2 separate regions of the Homo sapiens genome follow, and region 1 is linked to region 2. Evidence: chromatin loops called from intact Hi-C (ENCODE). Cell type or tissue: ovary. All regions are shown on one strand. Links, peaks and the distances in the headings refer to the core of each region. The heading gives the core; the rest is flanking DNA.

Region 1 (14,982 bases), core at 2,553-10,552, 64 kb after region 2:
GAAACGGGGCCCACGTGGACCAAGGGTGACTGTGTAAACATTATGTCCTTGAAAATATGTTCTTTTTATTTTTTATTTTTTTGAGATGGAGTCTCACTTTGTCGCCCAGGCTGGAGGGCAGTGGCATGATCTCGGCTCACTGCAGCCTCCGCCTCCTGGGTTCAAGTGATCCTCCTGCCTCAACCTCCCGAGTAGCTGGGATTACAGGTGTGCAACACCATGCCTGGCTAATTTTTGTATTTTTGGTAGAGACGGGGTTTCACCATGTTGGCCAGGCTGGTCTCCAACTCCTGACCTCAGGTGATCTGCCCGCATCGGCCTCCCAAAGTGCTCGGATTACAGGTGTGAGCCACTGCGCCTGGCCATCTTTAGTGTTTTAGGGGTTATTTTTTTTAGCAATGTTATGATGGCAATTGAAAAAAATACAATTCAGATCCTCTCTAGGGTGCAGATGTTTGAAGGAAGTGGGTTCTTGCCTTTCACAAAGACAAGGTTAAAGGTGGGGGTGGGAGGTGGCATTGCCTGCCTTGGGGAGAAAAATGTCAGGGCTGGGAGCCTCGCTGACACATGAGGGCCAGGGTCGCCAATGCCTGGAGAACATGGGACAGGCTCATTCCATCATTCCACACTCCGCGTTCTCGAGGCTGTTGGCAGGTGCGGCCTCCGCTGTGCCCCTCCACCCTGTCTCTGTTCGTGTTCTCGAGGCTGTTGGCAGGTGCGGCCTCCGCTGTGCCCCTCCACCCTGTCTCTGTTCGTGTTCTCGAGGCTGTTGGCAGGTGCGGCCTCCGCTGTGCCCCTCCACCCTGTCTCTGTTCGTGTTCTCGAGGCTGTTGGCAGGTGCGGCCTCCGCTGTGCCCCTCCACCCTGTCTCTGTTCTTAGCAACTCCTAATGGCTGTGGAACTGTGAGTGGACACACAGTTCGTGTGATTCTGGGCTTCATGTGGCTGTGTTGGTGCCCCAGGAGGGCATCCAGACAGGTACCCAGGCGCCAAGAATGCAGTGACCGGGCCTCTCCTCTGTGGGGCAGGGTGGGGTGCACGCCTGGGCAGGGGTGCGCCACAGCTGTTACGGGGCTCCCCCTCACTTCCCGAAGCCCTGTGAGTGGTTAAGAATTCACCTCCATTCTGCTCCATGTGATACTCCCATGTTCTTTCTAGCAAGGATTGAAGTTGACTTTTCTTTTTTTTTTTTTTTTTGAGATGGAGTCTCCTCTATCACCTAGGATGGAGTGCAGGGCACAATCTCGGCTTACTGCAACCTCCACCTCCTGGGTTCAAACAATTCTCCTGCCTCAGCCTCCCAAATAGCTGGGATTAAAGGCGCCTGCCACCATGCCCGGACAATTTTTTGTATTTTTTTTTTTTTTAGTAGAGATGGGGTTTCACCATGTTGGCCAGGTTGGTTTTGAACTCCTGACCTCAAATGATCCGCCCACCTTGGCCTCCCGAAGTGTTGGAATTACAGGCATGAGCCAATGGTGGTGCCCAGTTGAAGCTGACTTTTATGCAATAATTAGTTATACTCAAAAGGATGTTTCTTTAAAGGATTAGAGTAAGTGTTCTGAGGCTTCTGCTTCTGAAAGTAAAATGTAGTGTTTTACCTTTAGAACTGAAGGAAATGTTATTTTAGAAGATAGGACTAGAAAGTTTGGCGAGTGAGAATAATTTCTTGGGTCTCTGTGAACTAAAAGATTTGCTCTGGGCTTCTCTTGACTTTGAAATTTTTAATCCCTGTTTTAGGCATAACAATAAAGTAGGTTTTTGTCACTCCCTGATAGAGAGGCATTTGTGCGCAGAGGGCACTGGGCAGAGAGGCTCCTCTGTCACCCCCATCTGGAGAGGATGGCTGTGGAAGCGAGGGAGGCAGGCGGGGGGTAGGCAGGCGACCCGACTGCGTGGGGCCGTGCACCTGCGGTTCTGATGGATCGAGTCCTGGAAGGGGCCTCGTGGGGTTGGTTTTTGAGATCCCAGGATAGCACTGTGGTGACATCTTTGCTGCCCAGTGTGTCTGTGTGCCCTTTGTGGTGTTAAAGGCTCTTGACACACGTTTTTATTCTCCAGGATTTTCTCCCAGGAGTGCAGGGAGGCACTGTTGCTTCCATTAAGATGCCAACATGAGCGCGCTGTTCCAGGGTGGTGGTGCGGGGTGCACATTTGCCTTGAGTCAGCCCCTACACTGCCAGAGCACCCTGCTGCCCTGTGTGCATGGGCACCACCTCAGGGATGGCTCCAGGGAATGGGCACTTGGAGGCATTTGCAAAGCTGATGCTCTTTTGGAGAGAAAGAAAGATTTGATGATGTGAATTTGATTTTTTTTTAAATTCAACTATTTGCAACTGAACTTGAACCTCACTGTAAGAGATTTCTGCCTCCGTTTCAGAAACTGTTTGTGTCGTTTTTGTTAAAACCTAAGCTAGTACATGGTTTTTCTTTTTGTTTTTTGTTTTTTTTGTGTGTTTTTTTTTTTTGAGACAGAGTCTGTCCCCTAGGCTGGAGTACAGTGGTGTGATCTTGCCTCACTGCAACCTCCAGTGATTATTGTGATTCCAGTGATTCGTGTGCCTCAGCCTCCCGAGTAGCTGGGATTACAGGAGTGTGCCACCACGCCTGGCCAATTTTTGTATTTTTAGTCGAGACAGGGTTTCACCATGTTAGCCAGGCTGGTCTCGAACTCCTGACCTCAAATGATCCACCTGCTTCAGCCTCCCAAAGTGCTGGGATAAAGGCGTGAGCCACTGTGCCTGGCCATAAACCAGTAATTTTTTTTTTTTTTGAGACAGGGTTTTTGCTTTGTCACCCATTGCTGGATTGCAGTGGCGCAATCACAGTTCACTGAAACCTCCGCCTCCCAGGCTCAAGCAATCCTCCTGCCTCAGCCTCCCAAGTGGCTGGGACTACAGGCATGCACCACCACATCTGGCTAATTTTTGTGTTTTTTGTAGAGATGGGATTTCACCATGTTGCACAGGCTGGTCGCGAACTCCTGAGCTCAATCAGATCTCCTGCCTGGGCCTCCCAAAGTGCTGGGATGTAGCCGTGAGCCACCGTGCCTAGTCCTAAACCAGTAATTTTCTATTAGATTATTTAGACATATACAAGTGACACTGATGTTGACCACCACCCACTCAAGAAGAGGCTGGATACTAAAAGAGATGATGTCTGAGCTGAGTCATGTGCTCACAGCAGACAGCCCTTGTACTCACAAGCACTCACATATGCCACGTGCACTTGCTTCTGCTGCAGTATGAGTCACAGTGTATATCTGTGTGATTATGGAATACACAGGAATCCACTCAAAAAACAGATTAGTGCTTTTTTTATGAATAGTGAACTAGGGCTGGTATCTTGCAGGAATAAAATAAACTTAGATGAGGGACCCATTTATGCAATGTTATCTTTTTCGTTCTTGGTCATGTCACCACTTACAGCATGCCTGCTTCTCAGTAAGACACCCTTTTGAGCACATTAACTAGTATTCTTTATCTCATAAGTAAGATTGTCCCCATTTCACAGATGAAGGCTCAGAGTGTCGTGAAAGTTAGAGCACCCAAGTTGCACGACTGGCGAGTCCAGAGCCGGCTCTGTGTGCTGTGACCCACCTTCTCTGCTTGTCGAACAAGGCTGGAGACTGTATCAGGCACGGGCAGCAGAGTCTGTCTTGAACTGAGCTGTGTGACTGGACATCCAGAGTGCTTCCTCTTCTGAGCTTAAGTCTTTTACAGCACAGTGTTTGTGACGGTGCCCTTCCCCAGAAGTAGTGCCTCCTCCCACTCCCCTGAGTAGTTAAGTCACATCTGCTGTTTGTTACCCTAGCTGTGTTGTCTCTCGGATGTGTCATCTTTGGGGTGAGCTTAGTCTACTGGGAAACCGGACACTGGGCAGGGGGCCAGAGGCCTGGGACCATGTGTTCATTGAGTGATGCCTCCTCTGACAGCTGTCATCCTGAGCCAGTCAGGGCGGGTCTGAGAATGAATTCTCTCACTTGTAACATGAGGTCATTAGATTTCACTGATGACTTTCGTGTTCTTCTTTTCAAACATTGAACCTGTTATCAACCAAAAATATTACACAGAATCCCAGCACATAAAGCCCAGGGTGCTGCTCTGAGGAGAGGCTGGGAGGAGGGGGTGTGGGCGAAGATGTGTAGATGGTTTCTTCAAGGTTGCAGCGGGCCGCAGGGCTTGGGCCTGGGACAGACACTGGGTGGGGTTTCTGTCCTTCAGTGTTGTCTAATCTCGTCACTGTAATCAGTTTTGGCTCTTTGTTTTGGGGGGTCTCATGACCCTCTACACATCTGATAATTCACTAGAAGGACTCACATAACTCAGAGTCTTACAGCTGCAGTTTATTCCAGCAAAGGGGTACAAAGCAGGATCAGTAATGGAAGCAGACAGATCAGGCGGAGGCTGAAGAAAGCAGGAGTGGCTGTATTAATATAAGATAAAATCAACTTCAGAGCAAAGAATATTGCCAGGGAGATTACATAATAATAAGTCAAACCACCACGAAGAAAACATAGCAATGCTAGATGTTTATGCGTCAAACAACAAGGCTTCTGTACTTGAAGGAAAGACTAATAGAAGTAAAGGAGAAGTGAACAATCCCACAGTTACAGTTGGGGACTTCAACTCTCATTTTAGTAATTGACAGAACAAGTAGACACAAAATCAGCAACAGTAGAAAAGAACTGAACACCACCATCGACCAACAGGATCTAACTGACGTGTGTAGGTTCCTCTACCCCACAACAGCAGAATATATACGTTTTTCAGATTCCCATGAAACATTCACCAAGATAGACCATACGCTGGGCCATAAAACTCACCTCAACAAAATTTAAAGAACTGAAATCCTATGGAGAGTGTTCTCCAACTACAATGAACTCAAACCAGAAACCAATAATAAAAAGATAACCAGAAAATCTCTATATGCTCGGAAATTAGCACACTTTTAAATAATCCTTGGGTTGAAGAGGAAATCTCAAGAGAAATTTAAAAATACATTGAATTGAATGAAATGTAAATATATCAAGATTTGATATATACAGCTAAAGAAGTGATTTATTTGATTTGATTATTCGATTTATTTATTTGATTTATTTGGTATACAGCTAAAGTGCTGAGAGGGAAATTTATAGCACTGAATACTCACAGTAGGGGTCTCCTGCTATCTGCACCCGTGTCCTTAGACAAGCTGAGGGGTGTCCTTCTGCAGGAACCACCTTGATATGTTTTGGCTCTATGTCCACACCCAAATCTCATCTGAAATTGTAATCCTCATAACCCCCATGAGTCAAGGGAGGGACCTGGTGGGAGGTGATTGGATCATGGGGGTGACGATGTTCTCATGATAGTGAGTTCTCACGAGATCTGATGGTTTTATAAGGGGTTCTTCCCCCTTGCTCTCTCTTCTCATTCCTGCCACCTTGTGAAGAAGGTGCCTGCTCCCCCTTCACCTTCCGCCATGATTGAAGTTTTCTGAGGCCTCCCCAGCCATGTGGAACTATGAGTCAGTTAAACCTCTTTCCTTTATAAATTATCCAGTCTCAGGTATTTATTTTTAGCAGGGTGAAAATGGACTAATACAGTAAATTGGTACTGGTAGAGTGGAGTACTGCTATAAAGATACCTGAAAATGTGGAAGTGACTTTGGAACTGGGTAACAGGCAGAGGTTGGAACAGTTCGGAGGGCTCCAAAGAAGGCGGGAAGATGTGGGAAAGTTTGGAACTCTCTAGAGACTTGTTGAATGTTTTTTGTTTGTTTGTTTGTTTTTTGAAATGGAGTCTCACCCTGTTGCCCAGGCTGGAGTGCAATGGCGCAATCTCAGCTCACTGCAACCTCCGCCTCCCAGGTTCAAATAATTCTCCTGCCTCAGCCTCCCAAGTAGCTGGGATTACAGGTGCCCACCACCATGCCCAGTTAATTTTTTTGTATTTTTAGTAGAGACAGAGTTTCACCGTGTTGGCCAGGCTGTTCTCAAACTCCTGACCTTGTGATCCACCCACCTCGGCCTCCCAACGTGCTAGGATTACAGGCGTGAGCCACCACGCCCTGCCTGTTGAATGGTTTTGACCAAAATGCTGATGGTGCTATGGACAATAAAGTGCAGGCTAACTAAGGTGGTCTCAGATGGAATTGAGGAGCTTGTTGGGAACTGGAGCAAAGGTCACTTTTACTACACTTTAGCCAAGAGACTAGCAGCATTTTGCCCCGCCCTAGAGATACGTGGTACATTGAACTTGAGAGAGATCTGAAATTGGAGTTTGTTTAAAAGGGAAGCAGAGTATAAAAGTTTGGAAAATTTGCAGCCTGAGGATGTGATGGAAAAGAAAAACCCATTTTCTGGAGAGGAATTCAAGCTGGCTGCAGAAATTTTGAATGTCAATCACCAAGACAATGGGGAAAATGTCTCCAGGACATGTACGAGGCAGCCCCTCCCATCATAAACCCAGAGGCCTAGGAGGGAAAAATGGTTTTCTTGGCTGGGCCCAGGGCCTGCCCTGCCCCTATGGTTCCCCCTCCCCCACCTCCCCACCCCACCCCCCATCCCCGTGCAGCTTCAGGACTTGGTGCCCTGCATCCCTGCTTCCTGGTCGCTAAAAGGGGCCAACATACAGCTCAGGCTGTTGCTTCAGAGGGTGCAAGCCCCAAGCCTTGGTGGCTTCCGCGTGGTGTTGGACCACCTAGATTTCAAAGGACATGTGGAAATGCCTGAATGTCCATGCAGAGGTTTGCTGTGGGGGTGGAGCCATCATGGAGAACCTCTGCTAGGGCAGTGAGGAAGGGAAATGGGGGGTTGGAGCCCCACACACAGAGTCCCCACTGGAATACTGCCTAGTGGAGCTGTAAAAAGAGGGCCACCCTCCTCCAGACCCCAGTCAGCTTGTACTGTGTACCTGGAAAAGCCACAGACACTCAATGCCAGCCTGTGAAAACAGCCAGGAGGGGGACTGTACCCTGCAAAGCCACAGGGTGGAGCTGCCCAAGACTGTGGGAGCCCACATCTTACATCAGTGTGACCTGGATGAGAGACACGGAGTCAAAGGAGATTATTTTAAAGCTTTAAGATTTAATGACTGCCCCACTGGACTTTGGGCTTCCATGGGGCCTGGAGCCCCTTTGTTTTGGCCAGTCTCTCCCATTTGCAATGGGAGCATTTATCCAATGCCTGTACCCCTATTGTATCTAGGAAGTAACTAACTTGTTTTTTATTATATAGGCTCATAGGTGGAAGGGACTTGACTTGTCTCAGATGAGACTTTGGACTTGGACTTTTGAATTAATGCTGGAATGAGTTAAGACTTTGGGGCACTGTTGGGAAAGCATGATTGAGATTTGGGAGGGGCCAGGGGCAGAATGATAAGGTTTGGCTGTGTCCCCCACCCAAATCTCATCTCCACTTGTAATCCCCATTATGCCCACATGTCAAGGGTGGGAGCTGGTGGGAGTTGACTGGTTCATGGGGGCAGTTTTCCACATGCTGTTCTTGTGATAGTGAGTGAGTTCTCACGAGATCTGATGGTTTTATAAGGGGCTTCGCCTTTTGTTCTCTCTTATCTTTCCTGCCTTCTTGTGAAGAAGGTGCTTGCTTCCCCTTTACCTTCTGCATAACTGTAAGTTTTCTGAGGCCTCCCCAGCCATGTGGAACTGTGAGTCAGTTAAACCTGCCTTTTTTTTTTTTTTTTTTTTTGAGATGAAGTCTCGTTCTGTCACCCGGGCTGGAGTGCAGTGGCGCGATCTCGGCTCACTGCAAGCTCCACATCCCAGGTTCATGCCATTCTCCTGCCTCAGCCTCCCGAGTAGCTGGGACTACAGGCACCTGCCACCACGCCCGGCTAATTTTTTGTATATTTAGTAGAGACGGGGTTTCACCGTGTTAGCCAGGATGGTCTCCATCTCCTGACCTTGTGATCTGCCCACCTCGGCCTCCCAAAGGGCTGGGATTACAGGTGTGAGTCGCCGCGCCTGGCCTAAACCTGCTTTTTTTTAAAATAAATTATGCAGTCTTGGGTATTTCTCTATAGCAGTGTGAAAACGGACTAATACACACCCTAACTACCTTCCTCGCCTTCCCACTCCACAGGGGTCTCTCTCCCGGCTCCGGGGGTGCCCTGTGCATCCTGAGAAGGCAGCTCCCCCGGCCCCTTCAGGGTCCGACCTTGGGCATCCTGCTGGGAGACTGGGAGGCAGGGGGAAACTCTGGGTCGTATTCATTTCTCATTCTAGACTTCAAAATGGCTTCTAGCGAGTCGGCTATTCAACAAATGTTGAAACACCAAATGGTTTTCTTTTCTTTTCTATTTTAGCAGGTTTCTTTTTGGTGGCAGGCTAAGTAGGTTTTGTAACTGTACCAGTTAAGGGCAGTAGATTTTACAAGTCAGTAGACTCAGACCCGCTCACCTGAGCCTGTGTGTGTTGAGTGATCTTCTCACACAGTTCTTCATCTGCACATGTGTGCGGGGACCATGCTGAGAGCTCTGTGCCCTGTTTTCCAGGCTTTGAACTTGGCCTACTCCAGCATTTACGGCAGCTACCGGAACTTCGTGGGACCTCCACACTTTCAAGTCATCTGCCGGCTTCTCGGCTACCAGGGTATCGCCGTGGTCATGGAGGAGCTGCTGAAGGTCGTCAAGAGCCTGGTGAGTGTTCCCTGGACATGCTTCTTTCACACAGCCTGGATTCCCTGGGGCACCCATGCCAGAGGGTCTTCTCTGCCTGGACTGTGATTCTCCAACAGCTGGATTCGTTCAATTAGGCTTCAAACATTTCTGACCATATATAGTTTGATACTTCCCTCATCTTTTCAAACTCAAGAGAATGGGTCCAGGTTATTTTAACTGATACGCAGAGTTTTTATTTGTATGTGTAGAGAGGGGGTCTTGCTATGTTGCTCAGGCTGTCCTTGAACTCCTGGGCTCCAGAGATCTGCCCATCTTGGCCTCCCAAAGTGCTGGGGTTACAGGCGTGAGCCACCTTGGCCAGCCTGGATTTAGTTTTCTAGACATAACTTACTTTTTATAATTTTTCATCCTTTTTATTATTTTAATCTTCTGTGACTTGAGACCATGTAAGAGTTTGGTCACTTGGCACAGCCATCAGCCCGTGACCCAAACAGGTCCTTCCAGGACCCGCTGGGGACTCTGTCCCAAAACATGTGGCAGCTTGGAGGGTGTTAGGATTGCTGACCTCACCACAGCTGAGCCTGGGGCCGCACCCAGGAGCACAGACAGCGTCCTGGGGGACCCTGGAGCTGGCAGTGCTCACGATGCTGGGGTGCATCCCCATAGGAGACACCTGGCGACAAAGCTCTCCCCTCATTGTGGCACCCCGGGACCACTTTCATCTTGAAAGAGGAGTCCAGTTTCAGAACATGAATTCAGTCATGGGAAGCCACCTGGTGATGGTTGCTCTCTCTCCCGGGGTGGATTTTATTCCCCAGCCAGACGATCCTGCAGCCTTGCTGGTTACCGAGCTCTTTGCTAACAGACTTGTTTCAGGGTATGCGCCGGCCACAGGCGTTAGCAGAGCGGAGTGGGGTGGCTGACGCAGCCCGTCTCATCTCCCCGGCAGCTGCAAGGCACAATCCTGCAGTACGTGAAGACGCTGATGGAGGTGATGCCCAAGATCTGCCGCCTGCCCCGGCACGAGTACGGCTCTCCTGGTGAGTGCGGGCGTGTGGAGCTCACAGTGCTGTCTGTGGAGAGGTCAGAAAGGAATTCAAGTCAGAAATTCTTGAGAAGGATTAGATTTGCCATGTGGGAAGAGGCAGTAGACAGACAAATGCACCTTACAACCAGGAAGAGGTGTGTTGGGGTCACTGTCTGCAGGCGAGGAAGCAGAGGTCAGCCTGCAAGAGTTGAGACAAGAGACCCCTGAACACCACGCTCTCGGGCACCCCTACGAAAGAATTGCCACCCAATGAGGCGAGAGAGCCGACTGCTGGGTCCTGCTGCCCTGCTGGGCCTATAGGGACTTGAGGCTCAGAGACAGGCCCACCGAGATGGTGCAAGGCCTGCCCCTGCCCCCAGGCCGTCCCATCCATCTGCAGGTCCAGCTGCAGGGCCCTCAGGCAGGTGTGCTCTTAGGGACAGGCCCACGTGACTTGCTGTGGGTTGGTTTGGGGCAATGCAAATAAATAGCTTTAGTGATCTCAGAAAGCATTGTCTCATAAAATTGTATGACAGGGACCTTTGTCACGTAACAAAACTGCTTTTAGTCTCTTACCTGGCCGAGTTTTCTTGAAAGCTGGACAGTTGAACACTAGCCTTGTGTTGTAAAGCGACTTGAGCCTGCACGTGGGTGACCGACGAGGCACTGTCCTGATGGGCAGTCAGTCAGCGTGGCTGAGCTCTTGAACACGTGGCTCAGGACTTTTTGCTTTTTGGCAACTCCCCAGGGCTGTTGCTGGTGTTTGAGGAGACGATAAGGTGTCCCCCTCAGCCACCATGGGGAAGTAGCCATCAGCACGGCCCTGGCTCAAGAGAATCTGTTTTCAGTTTATTGTCAGAAAGTAGAGGAGGAATGCTGGGATGATTAAAACCAATGCTTATGTCGTGACTAGAGATGGAAATTTCAGATGTTGAGGAGGGAGCCATTTCCCAGTGTGGTACAGGGAAAGCTTGCTGGGAATGACACAGGTGCATGAGCGTCCCCGCCCCCACCCCCGCCAAGTGGGGCTGAGTCCCTGCAGCGGTGCTGAGAGCTGGGAGGAGCAGAGGGGCCGTGTCGGGCCGCTGGTCCTTGGGGAAGGGGCACTCGGGCAAGACCTGCTGGGACAAGGGTTTAAGGTCTGCTGAGCCTCCCGCTTTGCTCTTCCCAGGGTAGTTTAGGCCCCTCCTGATGCCACGTTCATTGTGCGGTCAGCTGCCGGTTTCTGTCTGGGCTGGAGTTGAAGCTGTAGATTGGCTGGGAAACGTTGGCCTTCTGTCCCATATTTGCACCTTGCGTCTTTTTGTGCCTTATTCCGCTGTCCGGGATGCCGTTGAGACGCCTGCCTTGCTCTGGAGCTGGCCTGGTGTGCGGCCTCCCGTTGGGCGTGCTGTTAGTTAGCTGCAGGCTTCCTAGATGCCCTTTCTCAGATTAGGTGCGGCCCCTTCCATGCCTGCGAAGAGAGATTGCATTTTGTCAAATACCTTGTCTGCCCCCACTGGGGATGTGGTGCAGTCTTTGTTCTTGTCATGTGGTGACGTTTCCTATCATCATAGCCTTCCCTAAAGATATGAGGTTGAGTTGAAAAGAGGCTTCAGAGCCAAGGCCCGGGGTCACATGGTGTGTGGAGAACGTGCCCAGGTGGCGAATAAACCACCGCTGCAGGGAAGATGCTGGGGATGGGACGTTGTGGCTGTCCTTATAGCCAGGCTTGATGGCGGTGTCAGAACGGCAGGTGCTCCTGGCTGTGGACCCAGGCTGCTAGGGCCCGGCCCCCTCCAGTCCCCCAACCCCACCTCACTCCCGCCACCGTAGGTATCCTGGAGTTCTTCCACCACCAGCTGAAGGACATCGTGGAGTACGCAGAGCTGAAGACGGTGTGCTTCCAGAACCTGCGGGAGGTGGGGAACGCCATCCTCTTCTGCCTGCTCATCGAGCAGAGCCTGGTGAGTGGCCCCCCAACGCCGCCCCTCCCCGCCCCAGCCCACCCCACCCCACCCCACCGGCCAGGGGAGGGCTTTCTTTGGCGGGTTCTTTAGTGGGGGTGTGGCAACAGCTGTGCATCATTTTTTTTTTTTTGTGGCTGTTGAGACTTTAGTTTGAATTTGTTCCCTTCAATTGAAAAACAAAAATGTACTGTAGTTCACTGTCTCAAGAATGTTTTTCTGTGTTAACGTCATAAAACTGTTATATTATGTGATGTTTTCAACATCTAAATGAACATATTTGGTGTGCCTGTAAGGTATAAGGCATTGCTGCGCAGGAGGGCCCTCTGTATGCCTGAGGCCGCTGAGCAGTTGAAGTGTGGCTCAGTGTGACTGAGGAACTGAGTGCTAAATGTTACTGAATTATCACTGATTTAAATCTGAATGGCTGCACGTGCCCCATGGTGGACAGCACGAGTGGCCAGCATGAAAGGGGAGCCCCCGGGAGCCCACCCCCTCTTAGGACGTGGCACAGTGGACGCCTCGTGTTTTCGACTGGCCGCCTTTTTGTGGTGCTGTCTGGCTGTCCCTCTGTCCTGTACATCACAGCAGCTCAGTTTATAACCTCCTGGGCTGGGAAAGCCAGTGGGAAATGGAATCTCAGGTAGCCCTCTCCTGCCTTCCATCGTGACTAACGAGGTGGGCATCTCTTCGTTCGTTGCGTCTTCTTGTTTCTTTTCCTGTGAAATGCCCCATTGAGTTCTTCGGCCTATTTTCTTTTTCTTTTTTTTTTTTTTTGAGACGGAGTCTTGCTCTGTCACCCCGGCTGGAGTGCAGTGGCGTGATGTTGGCTCACTGCAAGCTCCGCCTCCCGGGTTCACGCCATTCTCCTGCCTCCGCCTCAGAAGTAGCTGGGACTACAGGCGCCCACCACCACGCCCAGCTAATTTTTTGTATTTTTAGTAGAGACGGGGTTTCACCGTGTTAGCCAGGCTGGTCTCCAACTCCTGACTTTGTGATCCACCCGCCTTGGTCTCCCAAAGTGCTGGGATTACAGGCGTGAGCCACTGCGCCCGGCCTCTTTTGCCTATTTTTCTACAGCTCATTCTGTGTAGACTCTTTATGTGCTGCACATATCGTAAATTCTTCTCCCATTTGTGGCTTACCTTTTCACTCTGATAGTGGTGATTTTTGATAAAATGCTCTTAATTTGGATGTAGCCTTTTTTTTTTTAATGATTAGCACTTTTTTTTTTTTTTAATCTACCATCTGCACATGGAACTTTCAGTATCTTTTTGAAGATGTTTTCCCTGCCTTGGGGTCATGAAGACATTCCTTTACATTGTCATCTAAAGATTTGAAGCTTTGCCTTCTGCATGGAAGTTTGTAATCCTTCTGGAGTTGGTCTTTGTGTATAATGTGAGAGGCAGAGGAAGCTTCTTTCTCTCTGTGGAGACCCATTTGTCCCTCCTCTAGTGGCTGAAGGGCTCCTCCTCCCGTTGCTGACCAGTGGTGTCCCCTGCCATCTGCCAGCTTTTCATGGGCACACCGGCCTGTCTCCTGGCTTTCTGCCACATCTCGCTGGTCCAGGCATCTGTCTCTGACATCATAGCACATTGTCTTGCTCATCGTTGCTCTAACATGACTCTCGAGTCCCCACTTGCCGCGTTCCCTGCCTTGCTCCTTCTTCTTCAGCATGTTCCCTCCCCAGGGCTCTCTGCTCTGCCCTGTTTGGGGATTGGTTCACCACATACCCTGGCGAAGCGTATTGGCTTGTGCATGGGAATGGCACTTCGTCTCCAGAGCTGCCTGGGGAGGCCTTTCCTATGTTGTTTCCCAAAGCAGTCTCTTGTCTTTAGGTCTCTGGTAGCTTTGCAAAGGCAGAGTTGTGTTTGGGAAGAACAGGGAGAGGGTGGTCTGTACACAGCTCAGGGCATTGCTGTCAGACTGCCAGGCCTCTGGGGACTGAGCCTCTGGACCAGCCGCCTCACACCAGCCTGTGCGGTGAAAGAGAATGTGTTGGCTCACATGTCAGGGGAGTCCGAGGTCAGGCGTGACACGCCTGGGAGCTGACAGCCTCCATCAGACCTGCATCTTCGGCTCCCTCTATGCCTGCACGCCTAGGCAGACCCTCTCCTGGTGGTTTCAAAGAGGGACTGCAGCAGCCCCAGGCCTTCATTGTCCTGGCCACCCACAGGCTCGGTGGGGACCCCAAGTAGCATCTCCTCCCATGCTCCCCTCACCACTGTGAGTGTGAGGGGTACAAGATGGAGAACCCACCAGTGTCTCAGACCAGCAAGAAGCCAGTGTCCAGGGTGGCCCTGCTCTAAGGACATGTTCCCCAAATAATTGTGAATTGTTAAAAACCAGATGTTAGGAAGCATCTCTTTAAGTATAATCTCTCATTATGAATTTTAAATATTTAATACAGGAATATTCCTTTCATGGGTGACTTTTCCTGAACTTACAGCATAAGGCGCGCCCTATCTCATCTGCTATCTTAGTCCATTTTGTGTTGCTGTGGCAGTGCCTGAGACTGAGTAATTTATAAAGAAAAGGAGTTTATTTGGCTCATGACTCTGGAGGCTGGGAAGTCCAAGATCAGGCAGCCCATCTGTCAGGGTCTCATGCTGCTTCAGCTCTGGGGGAACAGAGAAGGGGAAGCGGGTGTTGCCAAGAGAACAAACATGAGAGGCAGCCTTGCTTACAACAACCTGCTCTCGCAGGAGCTTATCCATTCCCACAAAAACTAACCCAATTGTGGGAGAACTGACCCAGCCCTGTAAGAAATCCATCACCTCTCGGACCACCTTCCAACACTGCTACATTGGCAATTAAATTTCACCATGAGTTTTGGCAGGGACAAACCACATCCAAACCATAGCCTCTGTGTATGTCCAAGCCTGAGGATGCCTGTCTGGTCATTGGCCTCAGGTCAGGGAGGTGAGACCCGAGCTTTCTTAATGGGGAGACAGCCTTGTGGAATTGATAGAGATAGTGTCAGAGACCCCTTAGGGCTGGTTTCTCTTCTGTCCAGCTGCCCTTTTTGGAAATAAGATAAAGTGTCAAAAGCTTTTCTTTACATCATTTCTTTTTTTTTTTAGACTGGAGTTTCACGCTTGTTGCCCAGGCTGGAGTGCAGTGGCACAATCTTGACTCACCACAACTTCTACCTCCTGGGTTCAAGTGATTCTCCTGCCTCAGTCTCCCGAGTAGCTGGGATTACAGGCATGTGCCACCACACCCGGCTAATTTTGTGTTTTTAGTAGAGATGGGGTTTCTCCATGTTGGTCAGGCTGGTCTTGAACTCCCGACCTCCCGCCTCGCCCTCCCAAAGTGCTGGGATTACAGGCGTGAGCCACTGCACCTGGCCTGACATTCTTCACATAAACAAACTCTTGTGGTTCTA
Region 2 (14,063 bases), core at 6,064-14,063:
GCTGAGGTGCATGTTCTCATTGTCCTGAGGGCCCCACCTGGGGCAGTGGGACTGGTGGATGGCACAGCGGGTCCTCCATGGCCCAGGGGTGTGGGAGATGGAGGGAGGCCCTTGGGTGTTCTATGAGCGATTGAGACTTTATTCTGTGGAATACTGGGCCCCATCTCTGCCTTTTATTAATTATTTTAGCATCCGAATAGTTTTTTTCATACAAATTTGACAGATAAAGACAGAACTGCTCTCCCTTGCCCTCCTGGGGCACTCTGGGGTTTCATGGCGCATGGTTTGAAAACCACAGCTGTAGGCAGAGAGAGCCAGTGAAAGCGTGAGCAGGAGAGTGACAGGAAGAGAAGCAGAGGTGAGTGCAGGTTTGGCGGTGCCTGGGGGATCAGAGGGAAGCCTGGGGGAGGGCGATGTTAGGAGGTTGTGAGACCACTTGGTCTTGGGAGACCCCTCCCAGAGGCAGCCTGACCCTGGCCGAAGGGGCTGCAGCCCCAAGGTGGGGGGCGGAGGCCATGTGGCGTGGAGACGTGCTCTCTTTCAGGGTTCCTTGGCACACTGTTTTAGATGTCAGCACCTCATTGTGATTTTCAAACTTGATTTCTGTTTCTCTGTTGATGAGGCTGTTCTTTTGAGCTGGTTTTGAGTGGCCGCTTTTGAGGATGGAATTTGAAGTTTTTGTGCATTAAAGAAAGCAGATTACCTCACACCTGTAATCCCAGCACTTGGAGAGGCCGAGGCAGGCAGATCACCTGAGGTCAGGAGTTCAAAACCAGCCTGACCAACATGGTGAAACCCCGTCTCTATTAGAAATACAAAAATTAGCCAGGTGTGGTGGCGGGTGCCTGTAATCCCAGCTACTTGAGAGGCTGAGGCAGGAAAATTGCTTGAACCTGGGAGGCAGAGGTTGCAGTGAGCCGAGATTGCGCCAGCCCGGGTGACAAGAACGAGACTCCATTTCAAAAAAAAAAAAAAAGCAAATTACTTCAGTAATAAAGCTAGTCTAGAAGATGTTATATTGGTTTTTAACTATGCACTGTTTGCCTTGCTGGTCATGACAGCCTGTTTCTGTGCTGCAGCCGTGCGGTCAGGCCGTTTAACCTGGGGAAAACCAGCTGCAGCCATGCTGGCGCGGTCCCCTGCTTCCAAATACAGAAGAGCACATTCTTTCTACACCTGGGAGAGAAAGGGACAGCAAAGTATGCTTTTCTTCTTCAGATGATTTATTTTATGCCTATTTTACATGAACAGCTTGCACAAAAATATTGGAAGTTTCTACTTTTCTGGGAAGTGCCATCATTTTGCATATAGAAGAGGAAGAAAATCAGCTCATGCCTTGTGCACGTTTGCAGAAACATTTCATAGTTTGTCTTTGTTTGATTATGCTGTTTAGCTGGACAAGTGGAATGCTTACAAGTTGTAACATTTTTTGTTTTTTGAGATGGAGTCTTGCTCTGTCGCCCAGGCTGGAGTGCAGTGACACGATCTCGGCTCACTGCAAGCTCCGCCTCCTGGGTTCACGCCATTCTCCTGCCTCAGCCTCCCTAGTAGCTGGCACTACAGGCGCCCGCCACCATGCCTGGCTAATTTTTTGTATTTTTAGTAGAGGTGGGGTTTCACCGTGTTAGCTAGGATGGTCTTGATCTCCTGACCTCGTGATCCACCTGCCTCGGCCTCCCAAAGTGCTGGGATTACAGGTGTGAGCCACTGCGCCCGGCCAATTTTTTGTATTTTTAGTAGAGATGAGGTTTCACCGTGTTAGCCAGGATTGTCTAGATCTCCTGACCTCGTGATCCGCCTGCCTCGGCCTCCCAGAGTGCTGGGATTACAGGCGTGAGCCACCGTGCCCGGCCACAAGTTGTAAAATTTTTAAATGACTGGTTTAGAAATGCTGGGAAGACCCTCTTTCTAGCAAAGCATCTCTCCACCTGTCTCAGTGCGGGCTGCAGTGGCGGGAGTTAGCGTCGGCGTGCCGCCTGCCACAGCACTGCCGCCTGCGTGGCACCGACGCCTTCGCTTCTGCATTTTCTGGATTGTGGCTTCTCCACATTTTGCAACCTTGGTGTTGAGCTGTCTTGGCAGTTTCTATTTTAACACCTAAAGAGATGACTGTTCGGTCCCTGTGAAAAGCTCCCTCTTGACCTAGGGTGGAAAGAGAAGTAAATACATCTCAAAAGTTTATCCTCTAATGTGGTAAAATACAAGGTCCCTCCGTGGCCAGGGGCTGGCTGGAGCGGGCAGTGCACGTTGTCCCTGTGTGTGCAGCCACCATTCTGCTGTGTGCTCGCTGGCATCTTGGGAGCCTGGGCCCGGCCAGAGTGGCCGCATGCACACTGCTGTCTCGGGGCGGCAGTGGGGCCGTGGGGCCATCTGGATGGTGTGGCCACCCGTTCCCCCTTTACCAGCCCCCACCCTTCCTGGCCACCTGCCCCGAGCCTCCCCTGAGATGCCCCGTCTCCAGAGCCCCTGACTTGTTTGACTCCTTTGTTTTGTCTGGTGTCCAAGGCCGGTTTCCCACGGGGCCTGTGTTCTCCCAGGGATGCTGGCTTATTGAAGACACACACACTCACACACATACACACTCACACATACAAACTTTTTTTTTCCTTTTCCCTTTTAATCTCTTGGCACCACCTCTGCTTCCAGGTTAAAGTTAGTCTTGGCTGCTTTAATTTCCATTTGTTTTTGCAGCCTAGTAGTGTCTTTTTTCATTTTCAAGACTGTTGAGTTATGCCAGGACTCAGGGTTATGACCTACTGACTGAGCTGCCTGCTGAGCACGAGAGACATCTCTTTCTTCCCAGCCACCTGCCCTCATGCTGCTCAGACACAGGGAAAAGGACCAAATCATATTTATTTATTTTTTTTGAGACAGAGTCTCACTCTGTCGCCCAGGCTGGAGTGCAGTGGCGCGATCTCAGCTCACTACAACCTCCGCCTCCTGGGTTCAAGTGATTCTCATGCCTCAGTTTCCCAAGTAGCTGGGATTACAGGCACCTACCACCATGCCCAGCTGATTTTTGTATTTTTAGTAGAGGAAGTATTTCGCCATGTTAGCCAGGCTGGTCTCAAACTCCTGACCTCAAGCCTCGGTCTCCCAAAGTGCTGGGATTAGAGAAGTGAGCCACTGTGCCCAGCCCCAAATCACATTTAAAAAAAATTCTGTTGATTCACTGTTCTTTGTTTTGAAGCATGTGATGATTGTGAGGTTTTACAAAAATCACCCTCCCATCTCCTGGGATGTCTGCTGTGTGGAGAAGTGAGGTCCAGGGTCTCTCTGGGAACTGGGTTCCCCAAGGGCAGCATGGGGAGGCACTGGCTGATGCCCTGAGCCCGTGAGCTTGCAGGGGGAGTGTGGCGAGGGCTGGCCACATCTAGATGGGTTAAAGACCAGGAGCCTGGGCGGATCTGCCCGTTTTCTAGTTGGTGGAAGCACTGGTGCATGCCTCCTTTGCCTTTGCCCCTTGGCCTGCTGTCTCCAACTTTCTCCAGCATCTTCAGGGCTCTGCTGGGGCCAGCAGGGTCCTTGACCCTGCTCCCCTGCCTCCCCAGCCCCTGCTGCCTGCCCACGCCGGGGCAACTCTGTCTGTGGCTCCAGCTCCATGCTGCCTCTGTCCTGCCCCTCAGGCCTAAATCGGTCTCCAGCACCTCACTCGCACTTGGAAAGTGGCCATCTGTACCTCTGTGCCTCTGGCCTTGACCCCCTGGGTGGGCACCCGGCACTGGGTCAGGGCGGTTCTCAACCTTGCTCTGTGGCTGTGGGCCCTGGGGCAGCTGGCGACCCCATCCAGCCTCCCTCCACTCATTTGCCAATGTGTCAGGGTGGCCTCCACCTTAAGGCAGCTGTGAGGACCACTTCTTGAGACTGCATCTGTGTGGATCTGAGGCTGAGGGGCAGCCAGTGACATGTGGAAGAAAGGAGGTGGACCCATGGAGCCCCCAGCATGCCCTGTAGGCACTGCCCTTCAAGTGGGTGGCACTGGGAACCTTTGCCTCCTGCCCACCGTGGGTCCCTTGAAGCCCATCTGGGGTTCCACGATCCAGCAGGTGAGTGAGGTGTGCAGCATGATGTGAGCTCAGACACGGAGCCAGTCTGCCACCGCCCGGTGGATGTTGCTCACTCTGTAAACTGCCCTGCAGCTGCCTAGAGCAGAGGTGCATCCCGACCCATGAGACACTCAGAGATTGACCCGGGACTCTGAGGACATCACTGGAAGAGCAGCCAAGTATGATGATGTCCTCCTTTGAAATCTTTATTTTTAAAAACTCTTAAATTTACAAAATAAACGAACTGATGGCTTATTAAAACAGCAGTTCCCCTACCATATTTAAATTCATTTTTATATCTTGACAAGCTATAGGATTTGGAATCAAACATGAGGGTTGAGAACTGCTGCTGATAGAAAATCAGTCAGGGAAGGAAAAAACATCTCTTTATGTTGTTCAATGACATAAACCGAGGGTGGGCATGTTATTTTTGGGTCGGTTCGCCGCCTGGGGAGGCCGGGGGCACAGGCAGCTGGAACTGTGGCATGGTAGCGCCTTGTGACCGAGCTCATGCAGGTCTGGCTGGCTTGTTTTGTTCCCAGCAGTGTGCTCTTTCTGCATGGAGCACGTATTATTTTCATGATCAGCAAAATACCAGCTCGTGTGGGTTCTTACCTGGCAGACAGCGCAGGGAATCTGCGTCCCACCTGGGTGACTCCGTCCTACCTGTTCTTGGCTCTGTGTTCATTTGCCAGGGCTACCATTAACAAAACACCACAGATCAGGCAGGAATTTCTTTCTCTCAGTTCTGGAGCTGGGAGTCTGAGATCAGGGGGCCAGCAGGGTTGGCCTCTCTTGTGAATGGCCACCTTCTCTCTGTGTCCTCTCGTGGTCTTCCCTCTGTGCCTGGTCACGCATTGCCCTGCTCTGATCAGGCCCCAAGCAGTGGACATCAATGTACCTGTCCACACGAGCTGAAGGAGCAGAGACAGAAATGCGATCCTATTGTTTTTGTTTTTGTTTTTGTTTTTTTGAGACAGTCTTCGCTCTGTCACCCAGGCTGGAGTGCAGTGGCGCGATCTTGGCTCACTGCAAGCTCCGCCTCCCGGGTTCACGCCATTTTCCTGCCTCAGCCTCCCGAGTAGCTGGGACTACAGGCGCCCGCCACCACGCCTGGCTAATTTTTTTGTATTTTTAATAGAGACGGAGTTTCACTGTATTAGCCAGGATGGTCTCGATCTCCTGACTTCGTGATCCACCCGCCTCGGCCTCCCAAAGTGCTGGGATTACAGGCGTGAGCCACTGCACCAGGCCCTGATCCTATTGTTAAACTCTAAAGTGCTGGCTAGTAGCACCGGCAGAACAGTTTGTATGCCGTTCCAAATACGTGACTTTAATTATGCTGTTGGATATTTGCACTGTGGCAGCCACTTATAAAGGCTGGTCAGATACAACTGAGGCTCCATTCCAAGGGCAGTGGACACTGGCTTTGCAGTGACCAGGCCAGACCTGGTGCTGCTGCCTGGGAATGGGGGCTTCTTAGACACAGAAGGAGACTAGAGGCTGTGCTGGATGCTGGTGCTGGGGGAAAATCCCTGTGGGACGTGGCATTCATGGGAGGACAAAAGGAGGGCCGGAAAAAATCCCAGGGTGCAGGCGGCTGGAGTCACGCATTGCCTTTGTTCTCTAGCAGTGGGGTGCAGGGTCCGCTGGTGGCAGTTAGAGACGGAGCAAAGTAAATGCACTTGAAAGAGCTTTGGGAGGTGGAACTGTGAGGAGTCAGAGAACAAGATGGGATGAGACATGAGCTCTGATGTGCCTGTGTGGAGTGGACACCGCCAGGGCCCCCACGCTGGCTCTGTAGGTGGCACCCAGGCCAGACCCTGCACCCACGCTGCCAGGGCTGAGACCTTGGAGACTTGGATTTAGAGCTGATTACTCCAAGTCCGCCTAACAGGGTGAGGCAGAAGCTGTGCAGATTCGCATCTATGGAAGATGCACGGACGGAGAGCCCTTGGAAGCGGGCCGGGCCCAGGCCGTGTGCGTGCGGTGACAGCTGCTTGGCATCACACACCAAGGCGGATGTGGGAGGGCTGCCTATGATCATGAAAAACCTGAAATATGAAAATGTGAAGAATAGGAGAGAACAGCAGTTTGCCACAGCAGGGCCCTGGCCAGCACTCCGCACGGTGCTCTGATGACTTGAGAAATTTTGTGGAAGCTGGGAGAAAGAAAGAGCTTACAAAGCAGTTTGTATGACAGTATCTTGTTTTTGTAAGGGACAGTGGGATGATTGATGATAGGTTTTCTTTTTCCTTTTCCATGTTTTCTGATTAATCAGCATCAAACATTGCTATTTTTGATTGTAGTAAAATATGCATGCATAACATAAACTTTACCCCCATGTTTACCTTTTTTTTTTTTTTTTGAGATGGAGTCTCACCTCACTCTGTCGCTGGGGTTGGAGTGCAGTGGTGCGATCTCAGCTCACTGCAACCTCCGCCTCCTGGGTTCAAGTGATTCTCCTGCCTCAGCCTCCTGAGTAGCTGGGATTACAGGCACCTGTCACTATGCCCAGCTAATTTTTTGTATTTTTAGTAGAGATGGCGTTTCACCATATTGTCCAGGCTGGTCTCGAACTCCTGACCTCGTGATTCGCCCGCCTCGGCCTCCTGAAGTGCCAGGATTATAGGCTGGAGCCACCGCGTCCTCCCCCATCTTCACCATTTTAAGTGTACAGCTCAGTGGCGTTAAGTACATTTCACCTTATTCTGCAACCACCACCACTGTCCAGCTAGAGCGTTTCATCTTTCCAAGCCGAAACTCTGTATCCACTAAACACCAACTCCCCAGCCCAGCACGCAGCCCCTGTCACCACTGTTCTCCTTTCTGTCTCTGAGTTTGACCACTTTAGGTAATTTATATGAGTGGAATCATGCGGCGTTTTTTCTTTTGTGACTGGCGTATTTCACTTAGCCTAAGGTCGTTAAGGTTCAACCATGTTGTAACTTGTCAGAATTTCCTTTCTTTTAAGGCTAACATTCCACTGACCACATAAATACTGTTATTTTTATACAAAGAAAGAAGTCTGCAAGCACTGGCTTGGAACAAGCTGCGCATCTGGCGTTTTTCCATGGGTTCAACAAGCTGCGTTATCTGGTGTTTTTCCGTGGGTTCAACAAGCTGCGCATCTGGCGTTTTTCCGTGGGTTCGACATCAGTGGTCCCTGCTGTGGATCACAGCTGACGCACGAGCAGTTCTCCCCCGAGCCTGTCTGTGGCGCCCCTCCCCACCTTCCTCCACCATGGGGTCATCTTGGCCTCTCCTGGGCAGAGGCCGGGGAGGAAGGCGAGTCCCTGTGGGTGCTGCGCGGGGTCAGGGGCTGTTGCCATGTGGGATCTGTGGCTTCCCAGGGTGCTCGGTCCGACCTGTCTTCTTGTTGACCCGCGTGGGGCCCGGGCATGACTGGACACGCCCCCAGGCCTCTCCTGGCACTATCTGGGTTCAGGCCGCAGAAAGGGCAGACTGCGGGACTCTGGGCTGGAGTCGCAGGACACGGGCAGCCCCTATGGGGCCGAAGCACGTCCTCAGGCAGCCTGGCCCCTCCGAGCGGCATCACCCTGAGGTGCCTGCGTGGACACCAAGGGCAGGCCCCCCATGCTGGCTCTGCAGGCAGCGCTGGGGCTGGACCCTGCACCCACCCGGCCGGGGCTGCCCTGCACTGCTCCTTTCTGAGGTGTGTGGAACAGGAAGCTGTGATGTGGAGGGAAGTGGACGAGAGTTTCTGCTACATGTAGATTTCTAGTGAGGAACATGCAGCAGTGACCGGCTGCGGTCGGGGGCGTTCCCTTACGTGTCGGGGAGGTCCAGGTGGCTGGCGGTGCGGCCGGTGCCTCTGTTCTCCCTCATTTCCAGTCAGTTCCTGAGAAAATGGGTGGCGTCTCCAGCCGCCATTGGGGATTGGCCTGCAATTGTTTCCATGTATCTGTGGAACCGGCCCAACACCCCGCGTGGATGCCTGAGCCTGGAGACTGTACTGAACCCTGCGTAGTCTATGTTTTTCCGTACTTGCATACCAGTGACGAACTTTAATTGGTAAATTAGGCACGGTAAGAGATTACAATAATAATAGAACAGTTGTAACAATATACTGTCATAAAAGTTATGTGAACGTGGTCTCTCTCTCTCTCTCTTGCCCTTTGGTGCCCGCCGTGAGATGGCGGTGAGATGGGCGGCGCAGGCATTGCAATGCAGCCTTAGGCCGCTGCTGACCTTGACCAGCCTGGCCATACCGCTGCAGTCCCATGCTGGCGACCCAGCCGGCTACTGTGTGGCTCACAGGCGGGTCGCACATACAGCTTGGACACGCTGGACAAGGGGATGGTTTGTGTCCTGGGTGGGAGGAGCAGGACGGTCTGAGAGTTTATCATCCTACTCAGAACAGCGCACAGTTTAAAACTTACGGAGTGTTTGTGAATGGAGTTTTCCGTTTAATATTTTTGGAGTGCAGTTGACCTCTGGTCATTGAAATCGTGGAAAGTGAAACTGAGATTCGGGGGTGGCTATGGCATTTCTTCTTCCAGCTCTGTCAGCTTTTGCCTAGTGTAACGTGAAGGAAGCTTTTTGGCCGGGTGCATTCACATTGAGGGTTGTTCTGGCTCCTTGGGGAGCTGACCCCTTCCTTCTCTCTCTCTGATGAGTTCCTTGCTCGGAGGCTGGCTGGGTCTGGTGCTGACAAAGCCACCCCAGCTTCCTTTTGGCCAGCGCTTGCCTGGTTCACCTTTTTCCCCTTTTGCTTTCGACTTACCTACCTGTATCAGTATATTTGAAGTAAGTTTCTTGTAGATGGCATATGGTTGGGTTAGGATTTTATTTATCTGTTCTGACAACCTCTTCTAATTGGTGTTTTTAGATTATTATGATAGTGTAATTATCAATGTGTTTCGATTCAGGTCTACCATTTTATTATCTGACTTCTGTTAGATCACTATCTTTATCATTGCTCTATTTCCTTTTAGGTTTTTAAAAACATAGTATTCTGTTTTAATTTATTCTAAATTATATGTTATCTATTTTGCTTTGGATAGCTTTTTTAAAAAGTATGTTAATTTTTCTTTTTTTAAAAGAGGCAGGATTTCACTGTGTTGCCCAGACAGGCCTTGAACTCCTGGACTCAAGTGATCCTCCCTTCTCAGCCTCCCAAGTAGCTGGGACTGCAGCGCCTGGCTGTACAGCTTTCTTCGGTGGTTGCTCTAAGGATTTCGAAGTCCATGCTTATTAACATTTCATATTCTGCTGAGGATCTGAAAAGTCTGCTTTTTACTACTTCTAGTGGGACATAGAAATCTTACCCCATCCAGGTTTCCCCTCCCCCTTTTAGATTACAGTTGTCTTGTTTATATGATTTATACAATTATATACCTAGAAATATTTTATAATTTACTTGTTATGTATTTGTGTAATTTACATTTATGTACACTGAAAGGCCCATTAGACAGTACTTTGATTTTTGCTTTTAACCGCCAAGCACTTTGGAAGAGCTGTGGGGTCGTTGTGTGTCCTGCGCCCTCGCCGCTTAGCCTGCCTACTGCCTCTGCTTTGTGGTTCGTAGCCCATGCCTCCTTCCACCTCCCTTCCTGTCAGCCTGTACCGCTGGCCAGCATGCTCTTTGTTTTCCTCCTCTGCCCACGTCCTGGCTTCACCTTCCTTCCTGGAAGACACGTTCCCATCTTGAGGGAGGATCCCAAGTTGGCACCTCCCCGCTTTAGGCTTAGGCGCATTGTGCCCGCCTTCCGGCCCGCCTGGTCCCCGCTTTAGGCTTAGGCACATTGTGCCCGCCCTCCGGCCTGCCTGGTCCCCGGGGGGAATCCGCGGCCCTCCCACTGTTGCTCTGTGCTCTGCTGAGCGTCATTTCTCCTGCTGTTTTCAAGATCTGTTTTCCTTTATCTTTAGTGTTCAGCAGTTTGACCGTGATGTGTCTGGGTGTGGATTTCTTGTTTGTCTTGTTTGGGATCCATAGAGCTTCTTGAATCTGTAGACAAAAGACTTTCTCCAAATTTAGGGTGTTTTCTGTCATTTTTTTCAGCTGTTTTTCATCACTGCTTGGTTTCCCCTTTTCCTTTTGCACTCTCATGGCACAGATGTTAGACCTTCTCTCTTGTCCTGAAGATCCCCAAAATTTTTTCAATCTTTTTTTCTCTCTGGTATTCAGATTAGAAAACTTAACATTGCTCTATCTTCAAGTTCACTGAATCTTTCCTGAGGTTTTTTTTTTTTTTTACATTTCAGTAGTGTGTCTTTTAGTTTTGAAATTTCCATTTGGTTCTTCTTTATATCTTGTTTTGTTTGCCTTTTGCTGATTTCCATTTTTTCATTCAGTTTGGGAGTGTTACAATCGTTAGAGCATTTCATAGCACAGTAGTTGCTTTAAAGTCGGGTGGATAATTGCAGCACCTGTGTTATTTTGGCATCTGTTGATTCTCTTTTCCTGTAGGAGCCCATACGTTCCTCGTTCTTTGTGTGCTGAGTAATCTGGGCTGTAAGTGGATGGTTGGATGTTATGATATGAGATCTGGGTCTTGTTAAAATCCTAGGAGGATGTTGATATTTTTATTTTAGAAAGCAAACACCCTGAGGAGACTTGGGCTGTGGTTCTGACTTGCCTTCAGTGGGTGGCAGCTCCATGTCAATTCTGGCTTCACAGCCTCCTGCACTGCCACTTGGACCTGCCCCCTGTGTGCCGCTGGTGGCTGTCTGGCTGTGGTCTCAGGGTTTGGGGTGTGAAGAGGATCAGATCCACACCCCTGCAGCTTGAGGATGGGCTTGAAGCTCATGAGCAATTTTGTCGGCTGGCTCTTCTGAGCTGCTTCCTCTCCACACTGCCACTGGGGCTTCCTGGGTCCCTGGAGAGCTTCCCTTCTCCACCCTCAGCCAGTGCAGTGGGACTGACTACCCGTTCCACTGTGCACCTCCATGCCTGCGCCAGTGCTGGAGGAGGGATTTGGGGCTCCTTCTGTTCAGTGTCTCCTCCAGGCCACCTGCTGCTCTTTCCTTCATAGAATGTGGCTCAGCTGCCCCTGGTCCCATCCCAGGGCAGAGCTCCTCCTGAGTACCCTTGAGACTGGAGCAGATTCAGCAGAAGGCAGATTGCCCCCTCTCCCTGGAGCTGGCTCTGAAGGTGTGTTTAGACGATGTCTGCCTTCATTTCTGCACCTCTGCTCCAGCTGCGGTGTGGCACTTTCTGTCCCCTGCGGCAGCCCCATACTCCTTGCAATCTCAGCCTGTCTGTGCAGCTAGACAGCTGGTGTTGGGCGGCAGGGCGCTCGTCTTTTCCATGTCAGGCCCTAGTGTGTTTGGAGGCACCACCTGGGAGGTGGCTGCATTTAGGGAGGCTCTGCTGGGCAGATGTGGCATTGGAGAGGTGCTGCCCCTCCAGCACTTTGAGGGGGTCGTCAGACCCTCGAGAGAGTCCTCAGCACCAGCAACTCAGGACGGCGGCCCCCATGGTGGGAAGGATGGCAGGAACCATGTGCCCCATACTGTGACCCTCCTGGAGGCCAGGAGAGCCTGTTCTCAGCGAGTGTGGAAGGATAAGCTGCACAGGGCCTCCCAGCCTGCTGGCCCACGTGCCCTGAGAGAGACACGCAACTCCCAAGGACTGATCATGCCCCTGTCAGCCATGTCCGGTGCCCTCGGGAGAGCGGGAAGGGGTTAGAGGCCTGGGTACCCAACCTCGAAGCTTGTTGGGTGTCCCCTCCTTCTCCTCACAGAACAGGGGTCCTTATGTGTTGTTCCAGCCCAGGATGGCGGCCCAGGTGACTCTGGAGGACGCGCTGTCCAACGTGGACCTCCTGGAGGAGCTGCCCCTGCCCGACCAGCAGCCCTGCATCGAGCCCCCGCCATCCTCGCTGCTCTACCAGGTGGGTGCCCAGCAGCTGCAGGGCGTACAGCCTGTGCTCCGACCCCACATGATGTTTTTCTCTTCCTTTCCTTCAGCCAAATTTCAACACTAACTTTGAAGACAGAAATGCATTTGTTACTGGCATCGCAAGATACATTGAACAAGCCACCGTCCACTCTAGCATGGTAATGTTGCGGTGTGTCTTTGTTTCTCTCTGCAGAGAAGGGCGTGTTTGAAGGACAGATGTATACTTTTTGGTATTATCCCAATAGACTATGCAGTGAGGAAAAAGAGAAGAAAATGAATGAAATGCCTTATATTTTTAAGACAGTCTTTGCTTTTCTTAGTGTAAAAACAATACATGCTGGTTCTGAAAATTCAATGTCTCTGGCCCAGAGAAAACCTTTGTCAGCGTTTCAAGGGTGCACCTGCCCTGTTAATGCTCATTCCCTCTCCAGATCTGCACCCACACACACCAGGTATGTGCCCATATGAGATTTAGATTTATAAATGAATTGCATTGTTATTATAGTTCTGCTTTTTTTTTGAGACAGAGTCTTGCTCTGCCACCCAGGCTGGAGTACAGTGGCGCGATCTTGGTTCACTGCAACCTCCGCCTCCCAGGTTCAAGCAGTTCTTGTGCCTCAGCCTCCCGAGTAGCTGGGACTACTGGCGCCCACCACTACGCCCAGCTAATTTGTGCATTTTTAGTAGAGACAGGGTTTCACCATGTTGGTCGGGCTGGTCTCGAATTCCTGACCTCAAGTGATCTGCCCACCTTAGCCTCCCAAAGTGCTGGGATTACAGGCATGAGCCACCACACCTAGCTAGTTCTGCATTTTAATGGTCTCATCAACAGGTTTTCTTTCTTTCTTTTTTTTTTTTGAGATGGTCTCACTCAGGTTGCCCAGGCTAGAGTGCAGTGGTGTGATTAGGGCTCACTGCAGCCTCAACCTCCCGGGTTCAAGCAATCCTCCCACCTCTGCCTCCTGAGTAGCTGGGACTACAGGCACACACCACCATGCCCATCTACTTTTTTGTGTTTTTTGTAGAGGCGAGGTCTCACCATGTTGCCCAGGTTGGTCTTGAATTCCTGGACTCAAGGAATCCGCCTGCCCAGCCTCCCAAAGTACTGGGATTACAGCCTGAGCCACTGCACCTGGACAAGAATATTTTCATGCCATGAAAATGTGCTAGAGAAAGCAATCCTTAATGGCTACGTAAACCATTTTGTAAATGTCCACAATTCAACTATTTTTGCGCATTGACTTCCTCTTTTATGTCGTGTAATAAAAAAATGCTGTAGGCTGGGCGCAGTGGCCCACGCCTGTAATCCCAGCATTTTGGGAGGCCAAAGTGGGCGGATCACCTAGGGTCAGGAGTTCGAGACCAGCCTGGCCAACATGGTGAAACCCTGTCTCTACAAAAAAAAAAAAATACAAAAATTAACCAGGCATGGTGGTGCGCACACCTGTAATCCCAGCTACTCAGGAGGCTGAGGCAAGAGAATTGCTTGAACCCGGGAGGCAGAGGTTGCAGTGAGCTGAGATCGTGCCACTGCACTCCAGCCTGGGGGACAGAGCAAGACTCGTCTCAAAAAAAAAAAAAAATACTGTGATGAACGTCTCACTAAATAAAGGCTAGATTTAAGAGCATCTATTTGATTTTTTCCAAAGGAAACGATGTTAAAGAGTGGAAAGCAAAAGCAGTTTTACAGCAGTGATGACAGTCCTCTTCCCATGGACTCTCTACCTAGATTTTAAGTGCTGTGGGCGTGCTCCTAACTTTTCCTCCTGCACACCCGGGGCTGGCAGCCCTGCCTCTAGTCCTCTCTGGGACCGGGAGGCCCTGTGAGCCAGTGAGGAGGCCATGGGGATCCTGTGTGTGCTCACACCGGGCAGGGCGTCTGCCCTGAGCCCTTCCTCTGTGTTCCTAACTGCAGGTCTCATGGCCAGCAGGTTGTTGAGGGCTGGGTGGAGCCAAGGTGTAACGCCTGTGGCACCCCTCAGAGATGCCTGCGTGTCACTGACACCCCTCTCGCCTGCAGAAGCCATGGGGTGTTTTGGGTGGTCATTGTGGCCCCCAGCGCCGCACCTCAGTGTCACTAGCTTCTGGCAGCCGTCTCTTGGCACACAGGCCACAGTGCTTAGGATAGTTTGTGGCGCTTTGTCTGGATT

Evidence for each region. Peaks named below come from ENCODE experiments on the same cell type or tissue, not always from the same donor. Only the 100,000 strongest peaks of a DNase experiment are listed, where the experiment ranks them.
Region 1: it touches region 2 in a loop (4-fold over the local background); 9 of 110 quality-filtered maps call a loop at or near these places.

The regions. Positions count from the first base shown.
Region 1 is chr15:22,876,525-22,891,506 of GRCh38, reverse strand. CYFIP1 (cytoplasmic FMR1 interacting protein 1) reads left to right here. Exons shown (of 31, transcript NM_014608.6): 24 at 8,496-8,639; 25 at 9,571-9,661; 26 at 11,464-11,594. Among named protein-coding and RNA genes, the nearest start is that of NIPA2, 45 kb to the right of the region's middle. RefSeq lists enhancers at 1-101, 8,641-9,840. In ovary, for the core only: no CTCF peak of the experiment used is centred there; no DNase peak of the experiment used is centred there.
Region 2 is chr15:22,945,011-22,959,073 of GRCh38, reverse strand. It overlaps CYFIP1 (cytoplasmic FMR1 interacting protein 1), which reads left to right. Exons shown (of 31, transcript NM_014608.6): 2 at 11,783-11,905; 3 at 11,982-12,071. The coding sequence starts at 11,789. Among named protein-coding and RNA genes, the nearest start is that of CYFIP1, 28 kb to the left of the region's middle. RefSeq lists an enhancer at 11,262-11,946. In ovary, for the core only: no CTCF peak of the experiment used is centred there; a DNase peak (open chromatin) is centred at 9,640; H3K4me3 peaks cover 659 bases; H3K27ac peaks cover 2,820 bases.